Linked DNA regions of Homo sapiens: region 1 is linked to region 2. Evidence: read pairs that join two places in POLR2A ChIA-PET (ENCODE). Cell type or tissue: Panc1. All regions are shown on one strand. Links, peaks and the distances in the headings refer to the core of each region. The heading gives the core; the rest is flanking DNA.

The links. ChIA-PET counts read pairs that join two places held together with the same protein. Peaks named below come from ENCODE experiments on the same cell type or tissue, not always from the same donor. Only the 100,000 strongest peaks of a DNase experiment are listed, where the experiment ranks them.
Region 1: POLR2A ChIA-PET joins it to region 2 with 10 read pairs; 3 of 35 experiments call an interaction of 5 or more read pairs at or near these places.

Annotation. Positions count from the first base shown.
Region 1 is chr1:16,070,090-16,075,462 of GRCh38, reverse strand. It overlaps FAM131C (family with sequence similarity 131 member C), which reads left to right and starts at 1,812. Exons shown (of 7, transcript NM_182623.3): 1 at 1,812-2,042. The coding sequence starts at 2,021. RefSeq lists an enhancer at 1,050-1,549 and a silencer at 1,758-1,917. In Panc1, for the core only: a CTCF peak has its summit at 1,797 (motif pointing left); no DNase peak of the experiment used is centred there; H3K4me3 peaks cover 1,044 bases; H3K27ac peaks cover 153 bases.
Region 2 is chr1:16,524,772-16,530,144 of GRCh38, reverse strand. No RefSeq gene overlaps it. Among named protein-coding and RNA genes, the nearest start is that of TRN-GTT5-1, 6.8 kb to the right of the region's middle. In Panc1, for the core only: no CTCF peak of the experiment used is centred there; no DNase peak of the experiment used is centred there.

The DNA.
Region 1 (5,373 bases), core at 54-5,053, 450 kb after region 2:
CCACTCCCTGGCTCAGCTGCTCTGGCAGTGCGCCCTGGCCCAGATCCTGCCCCTTGAGAGGCCTCCAGCCCTATCCCACGCTGCTGCCTCAAACCTTATTCATTCTTTTTTTTTTTTTTTTTTTTTTTTGAAACAGAGTCTCACTCTGCCGACCAGGCTGGAGTGTAGTGGCACGATTTCGGCTCACTGCAACCTCCACTTTCCCGGGTTCAAGCAATTCTCCTGCCTCAGCCTCCCGAGTAGCTGGGATTACAGGCTTGTGCCACCACACCTAGCTTTTTATTTATTTATTTATTTTGAGATGGAGTTTCTCTCTTGTAGCCCAGGCTGGAGTGCAGTGGCATGGTCTTGGCTCACTGTACCCTGGGTTCAAGCAACTCTCCTGCCTCAGCCTCCTGAGTAGCTGGGATTACAGGCGCCCACCACCACCATGCCTGGCTAATTTTTGTATTTTTAGTAGAGACGGGGTTTCACCATGTTGGCTAGGCTGGTCTCAAACTCCTGACCTCAGGTGATCCGCCCACCTCGGCCTCCCAAAGTGGTGTGATTACAGGCATGAACTACTGTGCCAAGCCCACACCCAGCTAATTTTTTATATTTTTGGTAGAGACGGAGTTTCACCATATTGGCCAGGCTGGTCTCGAACTCCTGACCTCAAGTGATCTGCCTGCCTTGGCCTCCCAAAGTGCTGGGATTACAGGCGTGGGCCACCGCGCCTGGCCCCTCCTTATTCATTCTTCAAAACATTTCTCTGCTGCCACCAGTGAACCTGGCTGCCTCAACTGGAAAACAGACACAAGAGTGCCTGCCCTGCCTGATGCACAGGTGGGCATGAAGGAGAGAGCGAGATGCTATGTGTGAGTGAGGGTCTCAGACACTGACATTGAGTGCTGTGTGCATGGGAAATTTTGCTAAAGGATCTTCACACCTCAGGAGCTGGGATGTGTGTGTGTGTGTGTGTGTGTAAATGCAAGCGTGCTTCAATGTGAGTGTATAACTGTCATTGTGTGGGTGTGAGTGGGTATGTACACATGGGAGACTGTGTATTCATGTGTAGGTATGTGAGTGTGTGTGCGTGTATGTAAATGCAAGTGTGCATATATATGTGTGTGTATGACCATCAGTGTGTGAATGAGGGGTATGTACACATGGGAGAGTGTGTGTGTAGGTACGTGCGAGTAAGTGTGAATGACTACAGAGGCCGTCCAGGGCTGGGGAAAAAAACCTGTGCCTCAGTTTACTCTGCCCTAGACAAGCCCTGAGAGGCAGCCTTGCCCCCCTCTTCAACCATCGCTGGAGACCCTTCATCCCGCCGCCAGGCCACCAGCGCACTATCTACCCGCACTCTCTCTACCCCACCTCTGGGCATATATTATTTTGCATATGTTAATTTCAATAGCTCTGAATGAGGCGCTGACAGTCAAAAGTCGCTGAACTCACAGCTTAGGGCTCTCAGGCAAGGCCTCTAACTTCTGCGAGCCTCACTTTCATCCTCTAAAAATAGGCCCAATGGAACTGTTGTTCTTGCGCGCACCCCTCCTCGCTCCCAAGCCTTCGTGCCCAGTCGTCGTTGGTGTGGTTAAATTCATGTTGTTTACTTTGTGCCCCAAATGCCAGGAGTCTCCCCGCCCCCTCTGTCCCCTTCCCTGACCTTCAGCCCGGGCAACCCCAGGAGGTGGGGGAGCCCCGAAGGGACAGAGATGGCCCTCCCGCGCGCTGCGGCCACAGGTGTGCCCGAGCCTCCCGGCTGCGCTCCCCCGGGCCCCGCCCGCCGCGCCCCGCGGTGTCGCCCTCCCCTGGCAGCGGCGGGCACTGCGCGGGAGGCGGCGGCGCGAGGCGAGCCGGGCGCGGCGGCAGCAGGGACGACCCAGGCTGGAGCTGAGGCCGAGCTGAGGGCGCCCGAGCCCCCCGCCCCGCCCGTCCTCTGGCTCCGCAGCGCTCAGCCCCGGGCCCGCGGAGACATGAACGCCCCGCGGCCCCACGCACCCCGGGCGCAGCGGCCCGGCCCCGCGGCCCCGTGATGGGCTCCTGCGTGTCGCGAGGTGAGGGGGCCCGGCCGGGGGCGGGGGGATCGGGTGCCGGGGACCCGCGCAGTCCCCTCGCCGCTCGGAGACCTGGGGGATGGGGCTGGCGACCCGCCCTTCACGGCCCCGCCGCACCCCTGGGGACGCGGCGTCCTGAGGGGGACAGAGCTAGGGACGGTAGGGGGCGGGGGCAGCGCAGAGAGCGCACGTGCAGAGGTCACCGCATCCCCGCCCCAGTTTGCAGCCCCGCAGGTGACACGAAGCAGGGTCCCGTGCCGTGCCGCGCTCTCATCCCTACAGCCACACACCCCCTGCCGGGTGCCTGGGAACCAGCTCTGGTTCTTCCTGGCTTCCCGGAGGAACTGCGGGCACCGGGAGAACTAGCAGACCCTCCCTTTCCCACCCCTCCCCAAGACACAGGTCTTACCAGCTCACCCCCACAGCCCCTTCCCACGTCTTACCGGGTGCCCCCATCTGCAGAGCCCCTGAACCCTGTTGGCAGGAAAGGGTTAATGGTGGGGCACAGGTTATAAAGAAGGTTCCCCTGCCCCCTAATCCTCCTCCCCACCCCCATCCTTGGACAGGGGACAGAAGGGCCAGAGCACAGCTGATGTTCCCAGTTACCCCTGGGCCTTTCTCTCTGTGTCTGACCTGTCACCCTCCACTCTCCCCCACGTGGTACCCAAGGAGGTGGAGGGGACCTGCCCTTGCCTGGGGGCCCAGGGCAGGCCCCAGCCTCTTCTATCTGTGAGGAGGGGACACACAGTCTTGCACAGAGATTGGGGGATGGGCAGTTTGGTCTTTGGAGCCCCCTACCTCCACCCCCACCCATCACCACCAGCTTTCCAACAGGCTGTTGGGCAACATTTTAGACAAGCGATTGGGCTGAGCCCTTCTCCCACCTTGGTCTGTTCACCCCACAGTGGGATCAGGGGGGTGTGACTGGGAGTGGGGGTGGCTTTGGCCTTGGTTCAGGCTCTGCAGGCTGAGGCCAAACCCACTGACCACCACCACACCCATCACCCCTAGTAGCTTACCCAGAATAGAGGGGACCTTGTCCTGGGGGTATTGAGCAAGGAGCACAATGACCTTCCCCCATCCTCTGGACTCGAAGGGCTTCTGCTCAGGAGTTCCTGTGGGCATTCAGGTAAGTGGCTCAGGATGTCTCTGGGAGGTATCGGGGTGGAATCCCGGCTGGGGAAGGGGAAGGTACAGGGTCAGGCTGTGTGGGGTTCCTTTACTTATCCATGCATTAAGCTGATATTAACATGATAGCTGCCGTGTGCCAGGCACCGTGTGCATGCTGGGCATCCAGCAGCAAGGAACCCAGCACAGCACCTGGTACGGGAGGCCTGCAGCCTAGCGGGAGGGGAAGGAAGTTTGAAGAGTGAGGAGTGCTGAGGGTTCTTTAGGAGCACCAGGCTCCAGAAACCCCAAAGGTTCTAGGCAGTCTCTGGCTGGGGCCAGCTCCAGGTGGAGGGGATCTGAGTGTTTCCTCAGTGTCCCTTCCCCTTCACTTGGCCACCCCATATCAGGCACCTTGGGGTCCCAGCCCAGAAGGACTGGCCTTTGAGCTGAGAACCCACTGAGCATGGGACAGAGGCCGGGGAGGAAGAGACGCCTGCTAAGGTCACCCTGAGAGGCTGGGGCCCAGGTCCTCTGACCCCACACCTGGGGCTCCCTCCACCGCCCCCTCTGCCAGGGCTCTTTGGGGCCACAGCAGCCAAGATACGCTCTCTCCACCCTTCCTTCTGCAGCCTGGGCTTCCTCAGCGCCCCCCAGATCTAATTGTATAGTCCAGCCTTGTCCCCCTCCTGAGAGGACGGGGCCCCTGGCAGTCTCAACATGCATCCAGGAAAGTTGGGTTGAGGTGAAAGGAATATGGGGAGCCATGTGGGCAGGGGACAGCCAGGGTCCCAGAGACTCTGGGTGGCTGCATCACTGACCCACCCTGCCCTCTCCTTATCACTGATGCTCTCCGAGTGCATACTAGTCTGAAAGTTTTAGGCAGATAAAGCTAGTTTGGGTTATATATGAACACAGTCCCTATCTTACAAGTGGGAAAACTGAGGCAGAGGGCAGTGGAGTGACTTGTCCAGGGCCACACAGCTAGGATAGTATAAGCCAAGATTTAAACCATGGCATGCTGACTCCACAGCCTAGGGCCTCAGTCTCTGCACTCACAGCCAGCCCTCGGCCCTGGTGCCTGCACCTGTCTACTCTCCTGGAGCTGCAGGCTGCTGTGGGCTCCTGAGCCCCCCACCTGGCCCCTGCACCAGCAATCGATTGCTAATCATAGCCTCTGAGCGCTCAGTGCCTCCTAGGCCAGGTAGGCACTGCTACAGAAGGAAGGGTGGAGGGAGTGCGTCCACCCTTGGCCAAGGCCAAGGATTGCAGGCCTCAGGCTGATGCCCATACTGAGCCCAGAGCTTGCACCCAGCTGGGGCCACCCAGCCAAACCCCAAAACCTAGGTCAGGCCACACCTGGGAAAATCACCCCATCCCAGCATCGGCAGCAGTTAGCGTCTGCCTAGTTGGTAGAGAGGCTAGGAGTGCAGAATACGAAGCAGGGCTCCACCATTTACTAGCTCTGTGACCTCAGCAAGTGACTTGACCTTGTGTGTGTATCTCAGTGTTCCCATCTCTAAAATGGGAATTATAATAGTATTGATGTCATAGGGTTGCTGGGCGGACTAAATGGCTTAATTCATGTAAGGCATTCAGACCAGTACCCAACACATAGTAAGCACTCGTACATATTAGCTATTGCTCTCATTTTTACTTTTAATTTTAATATTGTATATATTATAATAGAGACAGGCTCTCACTATGTTGCCCAGGCTTATCTCGAACTCCTGGCCTCAAGCCACCCTCCCACCTCGGCCTCCCAAAGTGCTGGGATTACAGGTGTGAGCCACTGCACCCGGCCTTTAATTTTTATTACCTGTCTGTGCAGACAGCTAATGTGGGCCTTCATGGCTGGAAGGGGAAACCTACAGAGGTTTTAAGCCACATCCTGCCTCATGGGAAAGGCAGCGGGTGGCAGGCACTCGAGGTGCTGAGGACATTGAGAAAGTGATTGGGACCAGATTAAGGCAACAAATGCTGTTTCCAGGAGCTATTTTGCATTCATTATCTATTTTTAAGCTACCGTTTGTTGAGCGCTTATCCTGAGCTAGGCTGAGCCTTTGCTCTCCTGACCTAGTTAGTTCTCATTCAACCCTGTGACAAGGGATGTGGGGCTCAGAGAACGGGAGGGTCTTCCCTCAGGTCACATGGCCAGGGCATGGAGAGGCAGGACTTGAATCCAGGTCAATGTGACCCCAGAGCCTGAGTGTGGAAACCCCGT
Region 2 (5,373 bases), core at 227-5,226:
AGCTGAGATCATGCCACTGCACTCCAGCCTGGGCGACACAGCAAGACTCCGTTTCAAAAAAAGAAAAAAAAAGAACAAAACCTCAAGAGTCAATGTGTTGACTGACTCTAAATATGGGTTCCTGGTGCTCCATGCTCATGCAGCCATAGGGAAGGAAAGGGGACTATCAAGAGCCAAGGGATCCCCCACACAACTTTACTCAGATCTTGGAACTTTTAGATGCTGTCCAACTCCCAAAGAAATAACAATTACTCACCGCAGGGGACACCAGAAGGGAGACACTTTTATTATTAGAGGAAATTCCCTGGTGGAAAGAGCAGCTAAGGCCACAGCTAAGGAAACCCTGGTATTTCAGGCTGCTGCGCTACTACCAGGTACTCCATCCGTGTCAGTGACACCATAATATACCCCTAAGGAAATTAAAGGGACTGAGTAAAAGGCTTCCAGGGAGACCCATCTGGATGGTTGCTAGAAAAGAACAAACTCTATTCCTGAGGCTGACAGATGGGAAATAATTAAACATTTTCATGATTCCTCACATTTGGGACAGGATTTTCCATTTAAATTAGTTTCCTAAATATTCTTGCGGAAGGGACTGTTCCAAACTATAAAAAGGGTTACCACTCAGGAAGCCACCCCATACCCCGATCCCTGCTTAAACCTGTACAACACCAAGGAACATACCATGGTGAAGACTGGCAGACAGACTTAAACCAGATGCCACCTTACAGGGGACTACAAGATTTGCTAGTATTTATAGACACTTTCACCAGGTGGATAGAAGCTTTCCCCACAAGGACAGGAAAAGTATTGGAAGTGTCTAAATTCTTAAAGAAATCATTCCAAGATTTGGATTACCAAAAGGTTTGCAAGGTGACAACTGACCTCACTTTACAGCTAAGGTGACCCAGTGAGGTCATGCCTCAGCCTTAGGCATTACCTATCTTCACTCCTCATGGAGATCTCAGTCTTCAAATAACATAGAAAGCCAATCGCGACATTAGCAAAACTCTTTCAGTTTGGGGGCTTGCCTGCCCTGCGTCACTATCATTGTTTCCTTGGGTTTCCCAGGAATGTACATGTGTCAGACTGCCGCCCTGCTTATAGATCTGTTTCCCTGCAAGGAAACAGGAATATGTTGCCTGTGGCTTCCAGAGTTGGAGATACATGTAGTTGCACCCCTGAGGGCTAACATTTAATTTTGGAATCAAGTGATGCAATCAGACTGGTTGTTATCATTCTGTGGTATATATTTAGTGAACACATTCATGATTGAGTTTCCTGCTTTTAGCTGGAGCAAGAAAGTTTTATAATTGTGATTTGTATGAAAAAATCATAGGCAAGGGAATGGGTGTAAAATAAACTTTATTGTCAGAGGTTTCTACAGGCTCATCCTTCAAGGAAAACGGACGTATGCTGAAGAGCTGATAAACTGTCTACAGCAGTGTTATTCTAACCTAATCTTGATTCCAAGTTCTTGCCATTTTCCTCCAGCTGCTGTTGACTCCAGTTATATATAGGATGGGGGAAAGGGGATTATCTATGAATCTAGGCATCACTGTCTCTTGGGCCCTTATCACATTGGCAGACTGAAGGGATGTGATTTCTACAATCAAACTATCCATTTGGAGTACAAATCTGGAGTGGCTGTAGAATTCGGTTCTCAGAGATGAGCTTGCAGATTTGGACTTTCAATTGTTCTGTTGTTTTAGTTTTTCTCATCAACTGGGGAACTGTTTGTGACTAAGCTTTGTTAAAAGTAGAGAAGAGCTTTTCATAGTTCCAACATTAGTTGTTACCCGAAACAAACAAAAACACACACACACAAAATTAAACAATAATCTTTGGTGAGGTCTTGCTGATACCTGAGGCTGGAGTGAGAGCTGACTGGTGATACAGGCCAGGTGCAAACTGAGTGTAACTAAGTGGATAATCTCCAGTAGTGAACTACAGTCTAGAAGAAGATAGTAATAATAGATTGAAAAAAAAGTCTCCTGAAATGAACTAGCTGGCCTGTGGTGTAGGACACAGGACCCCACCCACCTTATGATTCTAAAAGCCTTGCTCAAAGCCACTGCAGATGAGTTCACTAGGTCTCTACCACCTCCTCAGCATCAATTGACTCTCCATAATACTCCTCTGGAGAGAAATAAGGGTCTTTCAACCTCCCAGGAAGGAATTTGCTTAGCCTCAAATGTGCACATTCAGAAATAGCTTGTCATAAGAAAGAGAGGATAGTTTGCAGAGAAATAACCCTCCTAAGTCCACATCCTGTTCCTTTTAAATAAGAGAGTGGTGCCAAGGGAAGAGCCCTAGAATGTCAAAGCCAACAGGGTGCTCAGATACCACCCAAGTACAGTTCCATCTTTGGCCATAAGGAGACAATGGTGTCAAGAGGCTAAGGCCGTATGATCTGTAGGTGAAAAACCTGGGATGAGAATCGAGGCCTCAAAACTTTTCCACTACATCACAGAGTTTAGGAGCAGTTAGAGGGAAGGCTTCAATCTGGAGAACACTAACAGGCTCTAGAGATTATTGGGTCATGGTGGCTGGGACAGAAATAAGGATTCACAGAAAGATGTTTATAGTAAATGTTCTTTTGGGATTTTGCTTGATAAAAAGGCAGAGCAAAAGTAAAAATTTATTTATTTTCTTTTTTTTTTTTAGACAGTTTCACTCTTGTTTCCCAGGCTGGAGTGCAATGGTGCAATCTCAGCTCACCACAACCTCCAGCCCCTGGGGTTCAAGCAATTCTCCTGCCTCAGCCTCCCAAGTAGGTGTGATTACAGGCATGCACCACCACGCCCAGCTAATTTTTTTTTTTTTTTTTTTTTAGTAGAGACGGGGTTCCTCCATCTTGGTCAGGCTGGTCTCAAACTCCCGACCTCAAGTGATCCTCCCAAAGTGCTGGGATTACAGGCTCCAGCCACCACACCTGGCCAAAAGGAAAAATTTTCTAATTGCAATTCTGAACCACTTAGGGGTTGTGAAATCAATATAGTCGACTGCTTACTACTGCAGGCTTTATTTAAATTCTAGGTAGGGTGGATTACACATAGTAAAAGATTTTTTAAAAACTGATCACAGGCCAGGCGCAGTGGCTCACGCCTGTAATCCCAGCACTTTGGGAGGCCGAGGCGGGTGGATCACGAGGTCAGGAGATTGAGACCATCCTGGCTAACACGGTGAAACCCCGTCTCTAATAAAAATACAAAAAAAAAAAAAAATTAGCTGGGCATGGTGGTGGGTGCCTGTAGTCCCACCTACTCAGGACGCTAAGGCAGGAGAATGGTGTGAACCCAGGAGGGTGGGGCTTGTAGTGAGCCGAGATCATTCCAATGCACTCCAGCCTGGGCAACGGAGCAAGACTCCATCTCAAAAAAAAAAAAAAAAAAAAAAAAAACTGATCACAAAGAATTGTATATTTCTCACTGCATCTTGTGGTCAGAAAAGTTTGAGAAACTGCTCTACATAGGCAAATTACAGGTTCAACCTCTCCATCTACCTCTTTATCTCTTCTCTATTTTCCATGCTATGCAGACAAGACCATGGAGAGAGGAAGGGAAATTCCATCAAAGGGTGGTGTTAAGCCTTTTCTATGAGGTAGCTGCACATTTGGGGCACTTCAATAATGGTTACTTGAGATTCTAGTAGATAGATTGTCCTTTTCATCTCTAGCCACATGGTAAAATTACTTGGGAGTGTTTTAAGACTACTAGTGGCTTCCACCCACCTGGAAGCGTTTAAATCAGAATCTCTATGTGTAGAGTCCAGACACTTGTGTTAGTTAAAACCTCACCGGGCTTTATAATATGACAGAGTGGTTTAAAGCTACGGAGTAGACCCACCCTATTTCCTACCTTTCTCTTTGTTTCTCTTTCACCATAGGCTTCTTTCCCATGAAAAAGTACAGATTTTAGTCTCTGTTTTCAGAGTCTCAAGTAAATCACTCTCTTTCTCAACTGGACTTCCAAGGCAAAGATTTCTTTCTATTTATCTATCTGCATTTTTACAAAGTTGGCCTCTGGATTCCCTTTTGCCAAACCTAATTCACCACAAAGGTGCCCCTCAAGTCAAGGAGCTGGGCTTTCATACACCTGCACCTGTCAATCATGGGTAAATATTTTGCAGGCAGGGTTGCTGGGTGCTGTGGGATTGACATAAACTCCCAGGTATTGCCAGCTCTGAGCCTCAGGCAAGCTTGTGACTAAGTGCCTCCAGTAGTCTGAGGATAGTCCTTACTCAGAAGGGTCTGTGGAAGCAAAAGCAAACATAGGCATGAGAGGGTAAAAAAAAAAAAAAAAAAAAAAAAATCTCATGTCATCTTGGCTTATACCTAACAGAACTTGTGCAAGAATGGATATTAAGGTGGGTATTGTACACCACAGAGCTTAGTAAATACCAAGTCTGGAGTTTAAGGGATAGGCTGAAGAGATTTTGCAGGTTTGTAAACATTGTTGCCAACTTGAACACACTTTTGTTTGGGTTTGGTTTTTCTCCTCAGTGGTAAGAGCTACGCACAATAGGGTAGCTAAGATATTATAATTTGAATCAATACATTTGTATTTTGCCAAGGACCAAGATGAACTATGATGATTTCAATTTTTTAGTACTTTATTTTCATCAGTTTGAAAATTAGGACTTTTGCTCTTTTTGACTTATGGCACCTTTTTGGTTTTCACACTTTCTCAAAGACCAGTAACTTAGAATCTAAATTACGATTGCTTATTCTTTCACTACTCTAGGGGAAAGTTGAGTTAATCTTGACAAAATGTATTCAATTAAAATAATTGTTCTCTTAAATCTTTTCTTTCTTTCTTTTTTTTTTTTTTTTGAGATAGAGTCTTGCTCTGTCACCCAGGCTAGTGTGCAGTGGCACAATCTTGGCTCACTGCAACCTCCGCCTCCTGGGTTCAAATGACTCTCCTGCCTCAGCCTCCCGAGTAGCTGGGCCTATAGGCGCATGCCATCACACCTGGCTAATTTTTGTATTTTTAGTAGAGTAGACCACAGATGGGTAAGGATGATGTTTGCCTCCAGCAACCCACAAATTTATGGGGACTTCCAGTCACAGACCTGTGAATCCATGATACCAGGTAGGCCATCTTGGGATTGAGCTTTCCTAGAACTAACCAGGCAACAAGAATTGAGATGACAAAAGCCTCAAAGGGATGGGACTTCTTAAGACAAACCCCAAGAGCTTGTCATGGTCAGAACAAAAAGTGTGCTGGGGTTCCCAGCCATTTTCAGACAGGCCACCTAGTATGACCTGAAAGTTACCGCCTCTTTCCAGATAGTGGAAACCAAGAGAAAGCGCTTCCACTTGGTCACAAGTCAAGCTCTCAAGGACATAAAATAAGATGAGAAGGAACC